Linked DNA regions of Homo sapiens: region 1 is linked to region 2. A link is an interaction called in ENCODE POLR2A ChIA-PET data of the cell type or tissue named here. Cell type or tissue: GM12878. All regions are shown on one strand. Each heading gives the region's core, and the rest is flanking DNA. Links, peaks and the distances in the headings are about the cores only.

What was found. Peaks named below come from ENCODE experiments on the same cell type or tissue, not always from the same donor. Only the 100,000 strongest peaks of a DNase experiment are listed, where the experiment ranks them.
Region 1: POLR2A ChIA-PET joins it to region 2 with 5 read pairs; 1 of 35 experiments calls an interaction of 5 or more read pairs at or near these places.

The regions. Positions count from the first base shown.
Region 1 is chr5:131,786,744-131,792,346 of GRCh38, forward strand. All of the region lies in intron 1 of FNIP1 (folliculin interacting protein 1), which reads right to left. Among named protein-coding and RNA genes, the nearest start is that of FNIP1, 7.5 kb to the right of the region's middle. In GM12878, for the core only: no CTCF peak of the experiment used is centred there; no DNase peak of the experiment used is centred there; H3K4me3 peaks cover 330 bases.
Region 2 is chr5:131,522,355-131,527,957 of GRCh38, forward strand. The region is part of intron 6 of RAPGEF6 (Rap guanine nucleotide exchange factor 6); the gene reads right to left. Among named protein-coding and RNA genes, the nearest start is that of RAPGEF6, 110 kb to the right of the region's middle. In GM12878, for the core only: no CTCF peak of the experiment used is centred there; no DNase peak of the experiment used is centred there; H3K27ac peaks cover 278 bases.

The DNA.
Region 1 (5,603 bases), core at 349-5,348, 260 kb after region 2:
TTGCTCTCACCCGCATTTTCTCTTGCCCACGTGATGCCTTTTTCCACGGGATCACCAGCTGCCAGCACCATGCTCTCAGACTTTTTAGCCTCCAGAACTATGAGCCTTATAAATTTCTTTTCTTTATACATTACTCAGTCTCTGGTATTCTGTTATAACAGCACATACTGAACTAAAGCAGGGGATGTGGGAAGAAATTCTAACATCTGAGTACCTACTATGCCATTTAATCCTCAAAACAACTATCAGAAGGTAGGTATAATAAATACTGGGACTATCTCTTCAGTATCTACTTCCCCCTCTTCAGCCAGCATTTTGTGGGAGACTGACCTCACTACTAGCTCCAGATGTACTACCACAATCAGAGCAACTCCATTCCCCTTGCCACAGTAACCAAAATAGGTAGTCTATGCCTAAGCCAATCAGGTCATGATGACCATGAATAAGTTCAAGGGTGATATAAACAGCACCGAGTTTAGGACTTTTGCTGAAAATCTTGGAGTACAGAGTCTTGTCTCCTAGGCAGAGTGGTATGAGATAACAGATCAAGAGGCACTGCTTCTAGCATTACCTAATGACAAAAGAGAATGAAGCCTGAGGACTCAGCAATTAAGTGTGAGAACTCGAGTTTGAAAACCAAGTGGTCTGATTTCAGAATTAAGAGATGCAAGCATACACACAGACACCCCGCAGTACTGGGGCATGGATCTGAACTCATCAAGTCCATCACACCAGCTACAACTTGATAAAAGGCTGATAAGCCAAACTGAGGACTTTGAACTTGGTTAAGAACAAAGGCTCTAGAACTTAAACATCTAAGTTCAAATCTTAATTTCATCACTTAATAGCCACGTGACATGGGGTAAGATACTTAATTTCTCTGTGCCTGTTTCCTCATCAATGAAACAGGGATAATCAGACCTCTTTATAAAGCTATTGTGAGAATTAAATGAGTTAATAGGTGTAAAGCACATAAAACAGTGTGCAGCACAGATCAATCCTCATTGCTTAATGAGGAGTCAAGACTTCTGAGTGTTTTGATTAGAATTATGATCTAGGAAAATCAATTTAGAAGAACAGTGTGGGGCCAGGTGCAGCAGCTCACACCTGTAATCCCAACACTTTGAGAGGCCAACGTGGGACCACTGCTCGAAGTGAAGTTTGAGGCTGCAGTGAGCTAGGATTGCGCCACTGAACTCCAACTCAAGCCTGGGTGACACAGTGAGACCCTGTCTTCCTGCTGAAAAAAGTAGTAGTATGGTGTGGAGGGGAACACAGAACACACAAGAAGTGGGAAAGTAATGGAAAAGTTTCAAGAAAGGCATCAACGGTTTGTATAAGGTGATGACAGTGGAAAATGAAAAAGAACTGAAGCTACTAAGAATCTGAATCAACAGGACTTAACAAATGAGCAAATATGGCAATCAAAGACTAGGAGGAATAAACAATGATCTCTGATTTTCAACTTGGTAGACTAAGAGAATGGTGGTCCCAGAAACAGAAACAAAATCAAGAGAGAGTAGATTAGGACTCCTTTAAAATGAAAGAGGTTATCTTATGTTTTACATGGGAAGTTATTTTAAGCAAGTTTAAAATCAATAGGATTTAAGATAATTATTATATTAGTAAGAAGTGAGATCCAAGGCCAGGTGCAGTAGCTCACGCCTGTAATCCCAGCACTGTGGGAGGCCAAGAAGGGCAGATCACCTGAGGTCAGGCGTTTGAGATCAGCCTGGCCAACATGGTGAAACTCCCATCTCTACTAAAAATACAAAAATTAAAATAAATAAATAAACACAAATACAAAAATTTTTGGGCGTGGTGGCACGTGCCTGTAATCCCAGCTACTCGGGAGGCTGAGGCATAAGAATTGCTTGAACCCGGGAGGCAGAGGTTGCAGTGAGCCGGGATTGTGCCACTGCACTCCAGCCTAGGTGACAGACTCTGTCTCAAAAAAAAAAAAAAAAAAAAAAGAAGTGATATCCAAGTTTCATAAACTACACTTTAAAGCTGTATTTTTCTCTTTTTTTCAATAAACCCAGTGTAAAAAACAAATCTAATTCCACTACTTAGGGATGAAAAAGCAGATAAAATTAACAACCAAAATTATAATATTTGCACTTCTTACTGTGAAATTAAACTACCATATGATCCAGCAATCTGTCTACTGAATATATATCCAAAAGAAAGAAAATTAGTATGTCAAAGAAATATCTGCACACTCATATTTACGGCAACAGTATTTACACTAGCCAAGATATGCAATCAACCTAAGTGTCCATCAACAGATGAATGGATAAAGAAAATGTCGTATATATACACAATGGAATATTATTCAGCCATTAAAAAGAATGAAATTCTATTATCTGCGGCAATATGGATGAGCCTGGAGGACATGATGCTAAGTGAAATTAGGCACAGAAAGACAAATACCACATGTCCTCACTCACATTTAGAAACTAAAAAAGTTGATCTCATAGAAGTAGAGTAGAATAGTGGTTACAAGAGGCTGGGACGTGTATAATCCAATCAATTAAAAATACATATATTTAAAATAAATTAAGTAAAATAAAAATTCTTGTGGGTATGACAAATTTTTAAAAATCCCATTTAAAAAACAAAACTTCTGAAACATGATTCTTATAATTGTTGGTAATATTATGAAGCTAGCTTTTAAGAACTTCAGAAGCTCAAAATGTGACATAAAATCAGAACACTGCAAGTGAAAAAATAACTCGGCACTACAGAATATTTATCCTATAGAAATAATAGAAAGTTAAGTAGTGGGGCCATTTCCTCACATTTACTCCACATCTATCTCACTTTTCCCCCCAAACATTTATCCTCCCTACCAAAAAACCATCAAGGTCACCAATTTCCTCCATCTTGACTAATATAATGGACACTTTTCTGTTTCTCATTTCACGAGACCTGTCAGCAACCAGTATACAAACAATTTATCACTCACTCTATCATTTTTTAAACACTTTCTTTTCTTGGCTTCCCTAACACCACACATCCCTGGCTTTTCCCTATCTATCTTCTTGGTATATCTTCCTCTCTCAGATCTGTGTATTTTAACACATCCTCAGGGCGAAGCCCTCCGTCCTTTCCACTTCTCTATCTACACCCTTTTCCTAGATGATCTCTTCCATTCTGTAGTTTTAATACTAACCATACACACAAACTCATATCTGCAATCCCAATCTCTACTGTGAACTCCAGACTGACTTTATTAAACTGTCATCTCTACGTGGGCATCTCAATGGCAATTAAAACCAGACCAAATATCCAAAACAGAACTTTTGACCCTCTCCCTCTGCCCTTAAAATTGTTATTTCATTTATTCATTCTACAAATATTTCCTCAGCATATGCTCAGGCACTGTGCTGTCCACTGGCACAACAATGTGAACTTGGGGGAGACAAATTATAATAAATTATTAAAAGAGCTATAATGGATATAAAGTGTGTGTTCTGACAGAAAATGGGGAGAAGGTGGCTATTTTTGATAGCGTGTTTAAGATCAGCCTCTATACTGGCCTGGGCAACGTGGCGAAACCCCGTGTCTACAAAAAATAAAAAATTAGCCAGCCATGATGGCCCACACCTTGCAGTCCCAGCTATTCGGGAGGCTGAGGTGGGGAGATGGCTTAAGCCCAGGAGGCGGAGGTTGCAGTGACCCAAGATCGCACCACCGCTCTCCCGCCTGGGCGATAGAGCAAGAACCTGTCTCAAAAAAAAAAAAAAAAAAAAAAAAGGCACCTACTTAGTTGCTCCAGCCAAAAACCTAGGCATCTATTCCCCATACACAACCCCTTACGTGAATTTACAGAGTTCTGACTATAAAATAAATCTTGATGCTTAACACTGAAGAAAAGGCTCAAGTAAGCAAAGAAGAGAGACGTGGACAATGACAACTATGACAGATGTCACAGAAGGACATGCAATAAGCTATGAAACAAAGTTACAGTCAGACCTACTCTAGTCTGGAAGAAATCAGAAAAGGCTTCCTGGAGGAAGTAGTAATTAGAATAAGCCCAGATGATCACTACAAAAAGCCAAACAAAAAGGTATAAGGGACTATATCAAGAACAGGGAGCAGTACAGCTTGGCACATCCCAGAATCTAAAATAAATCAAAGGTGATAAACTCTTAGAAGGAGGAGTGTAGATTAAGACATAGGCCAGAAGAAAGCAAGAAGTTATCAAAGATTAATGAGGTCATGTCAAAAAGAAACAGAAGTCAACCTAAAAAGGCTTCCATTGGCCAAATATGAGACAATTTGACAGGAGTGGATTAAAACACACTAAAATCCAATAGCTCATGATAATCTTTTAAGATGATAATTAAAACAAAAAACCTGCAGTGAACAGCTCATTACCAATTACTTTGGAAAATGACAAAGGGAAATCACCTTTTATGCTCCCTTTTCTGTAGCAAGGAGTAACCAAATAGTTGATAAAAGTTATTCCAGCAAATAAATGCATAAAAAATTAGAGAATCAGGATATCACCATTTTGCAAACTCTAACAAAATAATGAATTCAGGCAATGATCAACAAAGAATGCTAAAATCATTAGTTAAAGGGCAAATTATGTAATAGAAGAATAAGGCTGATACCACCTGAAATCACTACAAGTGGGGCAACCAGGTAGGTAACTTTGATGAATAGGAAGTACACAACATCTACAAAATAATTTTATTGAAAAAAAGGGAATGTAAATATGATAAAATATCTAAATCGAACTTCAAGTTTTCAGGAAAGACAAGAAACAGAGAAATAGGTTATAGCAAACTTACAGCAAACCTGAGCATCAGAATTGCCTGGAGGGGCTTTTTAAACCACATATTGCTGGGAAACCATAAGACTGGAAAAGCCAAACACAGAATGTGGGGAATTTCACATTTAAGTGGGGGAGGGCTGTTATAGAATAAAATTTACTTAAGCTGCCTAACTGCAAATGCAATATACAGACTCTTAAGACTGATTCAAACAAAACTACCATAAAAAGACATATTGAGATGACACCAAATTGGAATATGGACTAAGAATGGCTTTTATTAAGGAATTTCTGTTAATTCTATTAACAATAATACTATAGTGGCTTTTTTAAAAAATGTCATTATGGAAAGAAAAAAAAAAAGTCAAGGCTAGCAAATTAGCAAAAGCCATACTATGTAGAATGGGCAAAAGCCATCCTTTAATGAGTCTGGGCCCAAACTAAGTGGTTTTTACACAAAACTGATATAACAGTAACAACTACTTCTGGTTCCTGAAAGCCATGTGCTAAGCACCACATTAAGTTCTTTACATGACTTATCTCTGAATCCTTAAAATAAACCTGTTATGAAGATATTAAATTCTATACATCATTTTGTCTCATTTTGTCTGCTGTTCATGATGATAACTGGCACTTTTTTTTTTTTTTTTTGAGACGGAGTTTCACTCTTGTTGCCCAGGGTGGAGTGCAATGGCGCGATCTCAGCTCACTGCAACCTCCGCCTCCCGGGTTCAAGCGATTCTCCTGCCTCAGCCTCCTGAGTAGCTGGGATTACAGGCGCCCGCCACCACACCCAGCTGATTCTTGCATTTTTAGTAGA
Region 2 (5,603 bases), core at 266-5,265:
TAATTTATTTTCCAAATGATTTCTCTGCAACTTGCTATTCAGGGCTATCAAAATCAATTTAATTTTTAAAATAGGGTTCCTCATTGCTTTACTAATGAAAAACATTAAAGAAACACACACATAGTGTATATTAAATGTATTCTGAGGGAATGACTGAGTCTGAATTATGTTATCTCAAGAGGAGTTAATGTAATTATAAAAATTACACATAAAGTACATCACGAACTTCCCCTGCTGATAATGGTATGTTAGATAATTCAGACGAATCCTAGTACTAAGACAAACAGAAAACCTGAAGTACATACATACATACACACACACACAGTATCTGGCCTCTGACGTTACTTTTTCTCCTAAGAATATTTTCTGATTCCTAAAGAAAAGGCTAAAAGGCCAAGAAGTACCTGTGACAGCCACTGGCTAAAGGGACAAAAGTTAAATTCCAAGGCCTAGGATGGAAGGGCCATCTTTGCACTGGGACCCTGGAGAGTAAATTAGACTCTAGAGTAAATGTCACCCAAAAGTAAACTGATGCTAATTTTAGAATGACCTCAATGCCTGATGCTAAAATAAGGTTATACAGGATTACTAGCATTTCCAATCAACTGTTGGAAGCAAACACAAATCCTCACTATAGGAAGAAAGTCATCCTAGGTCTCAATTAAAAAAATTTTTTTTCACATATACAACATCCATTGCTCAGCCCAATAAAACCAGGCACATATGACGAGACAGGATGGCACTGATAAAAAGTATGGAATAAACTCCAGAAACTAACAAAGAAGTTTCAAATAATAGGGTTACCAGACACAGTCTCTAAAATAACTGTCTTTAATATATACCAGGGGTTGGCAAACATCTTCGTTAAGAGCCAAAGAATATATATTTTAGGTTTCACAGGCCACATACAGTTTCTGTTGTATGCTTTTTTTTTTTTTTTTTTTTTTTTTTACATCTTTTTAACAACTCCTTAAAAATGTAAAAATCATTCTTAGCTCACAGGTCATATAGCTCACTGGTCAGAATTGGTCCAGTTAGTGATCTATCATATATATAGAGAAAAATACAAGACTAACAATATCAGCAAAGAAAGAAAAATAATTAAATGAAAAATCTAGAACTAAAATATACAATTATGGAAATTAAAAAGCCAACAAGTGGGCTTAATTAAAGATTTGACAGAGCTAAGAAGAGAATTTGAAAAGTAAAGACTAGTCTGAAAAATATCCAGAATGAAGCATGGAGAGGAAAAAAGGTGAAGGTGGGAGAGAAGGGGTAAGAGCCACAGGAGATTCAGTGAGAGAATGTGACATCTGAAAAACCAGAGCCTGAGAAGAGCAAGTACACAGAAGCAAGATGATAGCTAAGCATTTTCCAAAAGTGACAAAAGATCTAAAGTCACAGATCAAGGAGGTTTAAAAACTCCCAGCAAGATAAAAAAACAAACAAACAAACAAAAAACCCACCCCAAAACAAACAATCCCCCCATACCTATGCACACCAGGGTACATGTGGCAGGGGGTGAGGTGGAGTATCAAGAGAAAAGTTTTAAAGTAGCCAGGAAAAAAAACCAGAGTGATTAGATTACTTTGGCAGAAGCAATTAAACTGACAGCTGGCTTCTCAACATAAATTCTGGAAGCCAGAAGACAATTGAGTGATATCTCCAAGAGCTAAAATTCTATACCTAGCAAAAACAGTCCTCAAAAAAGGGAAAAAATAATTTTCAAATAAAGAAAACTGAAGGAAATAATTCCTTAGCAGTCCTACAATGAATAAAATCCACTGGGAGAAGAAAAATGACTCCAGATGGAAGCTTTCAGGAACAAGAAAGAAGAAAAACCAAGGAAAATGGGAAATGTGTGGGTAAATCTACATGAATGCTTACTATATAAAATAGTAACATTAATATCCCATGAAGTTTAAAATACAGTAATTAAAATACAACTACAGAATGTAAGTCTGGAGAAGGGTAAATGAAGCTATTAGAGTGCTCTCAGTTCCTTGCACTGTCCATGAAGCTGTAGTAGCAGACTTGATAGGTGAAGAATGTGTTTTGTAATTTCTGATTTAAGAAAAGCATAGTAAAAAAGTGTATAACTATAAAGCTAACAGAGGGGAAAATATTAAATAATCAAAGAATGGAAAAATATAGACCATGCAAACACAACCAAAAGAAAGCTGATATAGCTTATAGATGGGAGAGGGAGAGGGAGAGGAGGAGAGAGAGGGAGAGGGAGGGGGGAGAGAGAGATTGAGAGAGAGAGAGAGAGAGAGAGAGAGAGAGAGACTTGCTCTGTCACCTACGCTGGAGTGCAGCGGCGCAATCTCGGCTCACTGCAACCTCTGCCTCCTGGGTTTGAGTGTTCCTTTTGCCTCAGCCTCCTGAATAGCTGGGATTACAGATGTATACCACCATGCCCAGCTAATTTCTGTATTTTTAGTACAGAAGGGGTTTCACCACATTGGCCAGGCTGGTCTCCAGCTCTTGACCTCATGTAATCTGCCTGCCTCAGCCTCCCAAAGTGCTGGGATTACAGGCGTAAGCCACCTTGCCTGGCCAAGGTGATGGATATATTAATTACCTTGATTTGTTTCACAATGTGAACATGTATCAAAACATCACACTGTACCCCATAAATACATGCAATTATTATTTGTGAATTACAAATAAATTAAAATTAAAAAAATTTATAAGGCAAAAATGTCATCTACAATTATGCCATAAATTTTTAATACAGATTTCAGTAGCAGTCTGAATAAGCAAAATACACGAAAACAGAACAAGTAAAGATATAAAAGATACGAACATAATTAACAAACGACCTAAAGAGTATAGACATAGAATAATGGAACCAAAAACTCCAGAATGCATTTTCTTTTAGGGCACAAATAAAAACATTTGTAAAAATTTACAATTAAGGCAAGTCTCAACAAATTACAAAAGACTGAAACCAGGGAATATTCAGCAATAACACGCAAATAAGGTAGAAATACATAACAAAAAGATAAATAGAAAACTATCATGTTAGAAAATTGTAAACAATCCTCTATTGAAATAGCCCATAAATCCATGAAGTCACATTGGAAATTAGAAAATATTAAAACAGAAAATTAAGATGCTATATATGAAAACCTGTGGGATAAGTTAAAGTCATGCTTAGAGGCCATTTATAGCTCTACTATGTATATCAGAAAAGGCAGCAAAAAATTTAACAAAGTCATAATTGCTTACAATACAGAATATTGATGAGGGTATGATACAGTTCAAAGACCTTCCTCCCACTTAGTTTCTATCATTTAGATATGAAAAAAAAAAACCTCATCTGGGAATGAAGTAGTTGGAAAGGCAAACACTGAAAATAGTTTCAAAATGTGTGGTGTTTGGTTGGGGTGTCAGGGGTAGGAGATAGTATATATTGCAAATTCCTACAGAGGTAAGAAGACCAAGGAGAAGAATGTCATTCATAAAAGTAACACAATGAACCAAAGCCAGAAGTCTCCCAAGTGGCTTCATAGTACTGACAATGTACTGAGCAATCTTCACCCTCACTAAACCCTAAAAAGGAAGTGTTATTATTATCTCTATTTTACTGATGAGGAAACAGAGGAAGTACGATTAAGCAACTTATCCCAGATCATACACTCAAGTAAGCAGTAGAGTTGGGAATCAAACCCAGGTCTGACTCTAGCATTTTTCTGTTATATTCTACTTTGTGCCAGGAACTCTGCTGATGACATAAAAATGAAAACATATGGGCCCTGCCTTCAAGGAGCTCAGTCTAATACTGGACAGTGGAGACAGATTTATAAGCAAATAGCATCTGTTTTCTACTTCATGAAGAAAACTTCATACAGGAATTCCCTCAACCTCCTTACACAATGGGAATAATGATGCTGACTGCAATGAACATTTGAGTGCCCACCATTTGTACCAAACATACACTTCTACATGCCTTTCACATAATTATCTAACCTAACATTCAAACAACAAGATGAGGTAATACTATGATTATACCCAGTTTATAGAGTAGGAAACCTAATCTTAGAGATGTTATAAAGGTTTCCCAGGGTCACATGGCTAGGAAACTGGGGTCCTGGGATCTGAAACCCAGGCAGCCTGACTAAATCCGTTACTCTTTCCTACTAAGTTGTTTCCTGATACTTGGTTGGGAGTTCACAACACCCAGTAGTTTATCTTTTCTTTGTATCAAATGAAGCAAAAAGGAAAGGCTTTTCCTCCAAGAGAAGTTCTTGGTTCCCTAAATCTTCTCCACTATCTCTCAGCTTACCTGCCCTTTCTCTTTCTCTTCCTGATCTACCTGGACTCAACAGCTGATCTTTCATCAGCAAACTCAATTCATTTACCCCATTGTCCTTCCAGCCCACCAGGTCTGACAAAACTTCCCATTTTCCACAGCATCCTTCATCCATTTCCTATATCTGAACTTCTGTGCTCTGCTGGAGATCACATGTCCACAAGGCCTACTGTTAGTTTTATTTGAAGCAGCAAGAAAGTTTTTTAGCTAACAACTTGAATACAGACATTATGAAGTTACAAAGTCTGCTGAATACTTTGTATATATAGAGGGGGGTGGGGAAAGAGAGGTATTGAGAAAAGGCTAGAGGTAGAATATAATCAGCAATGCCAAGCTAGGCATTTTGAATTTGGTTCCTATAGACAATATAGAGCTACTATAGGTTTCTGGGAAGGGCAGTGATATAAGAGCTACTATATTTCTCAGTTAGACTAGATTTTGTTACAACAATAGGGGGCCCTCAGATCACTAAGGCTTACCCTAGTGAAGTGTACAGGCAACTTTTGGGGCAACTGCCTTAGTATACAGAGACTCAGATATCCAAACTGTTTAGGTATTTTTGGCTCTGCCATCTCAACATAAGGCCACTTAGGTCACAACAGCAGGAAAAAAACAAAACAACAACAACAACAAAAAAAAACAGCTGGAAGAGAATGTTAACCTTGCAAGTAATCAGGGAAATAAAAACTAAAACAAATACCTTTTCCCCATCAAATTGGCAAAAAACAAGTATGATAATACAAAATGCAGGAAAAATTATGGAGGAAAACAATATTCTCATAAACTGCTAATGGGAGTATGAACTGGTATAAACATTTTGGACAACAATTTGAGGAGTAGCCACTTTGGGGAGCAAATGTAAGGCTACATTTAAAATGTATATACCTTATGACTCAATATTCCTCTTAGGGTACCTACTGTTAAGATCACTCTGGAAGCACAGAAGGTGAAATAGAAGAAAATGATACACACAAGAGATAGGAGACACTAGTTGAAGCACAAGACAATGGAGGCCTTACAAAATTAAAAGTAAGCCACCAGAATTATAAGATGCTTCTAGGGGCCAGGCGCGATGGCTCACGCCTGTAATCCCAGCACTTTGGGAGGCCGAGGCGGGCGGATCACAAGGTCAGGAGATCGAGACCATCCTGGCTAACACGGTGAAACCCTGTCTCTACTAAAAATACAAAAAATTAGCCGGGCATGGTGGCGGGTGCCTGTAGTCCCAGCTACTCGGGAGGCTGAGGCAGGAGAATGGCATGAACCTGGGAGGCAGAGCTTGCAG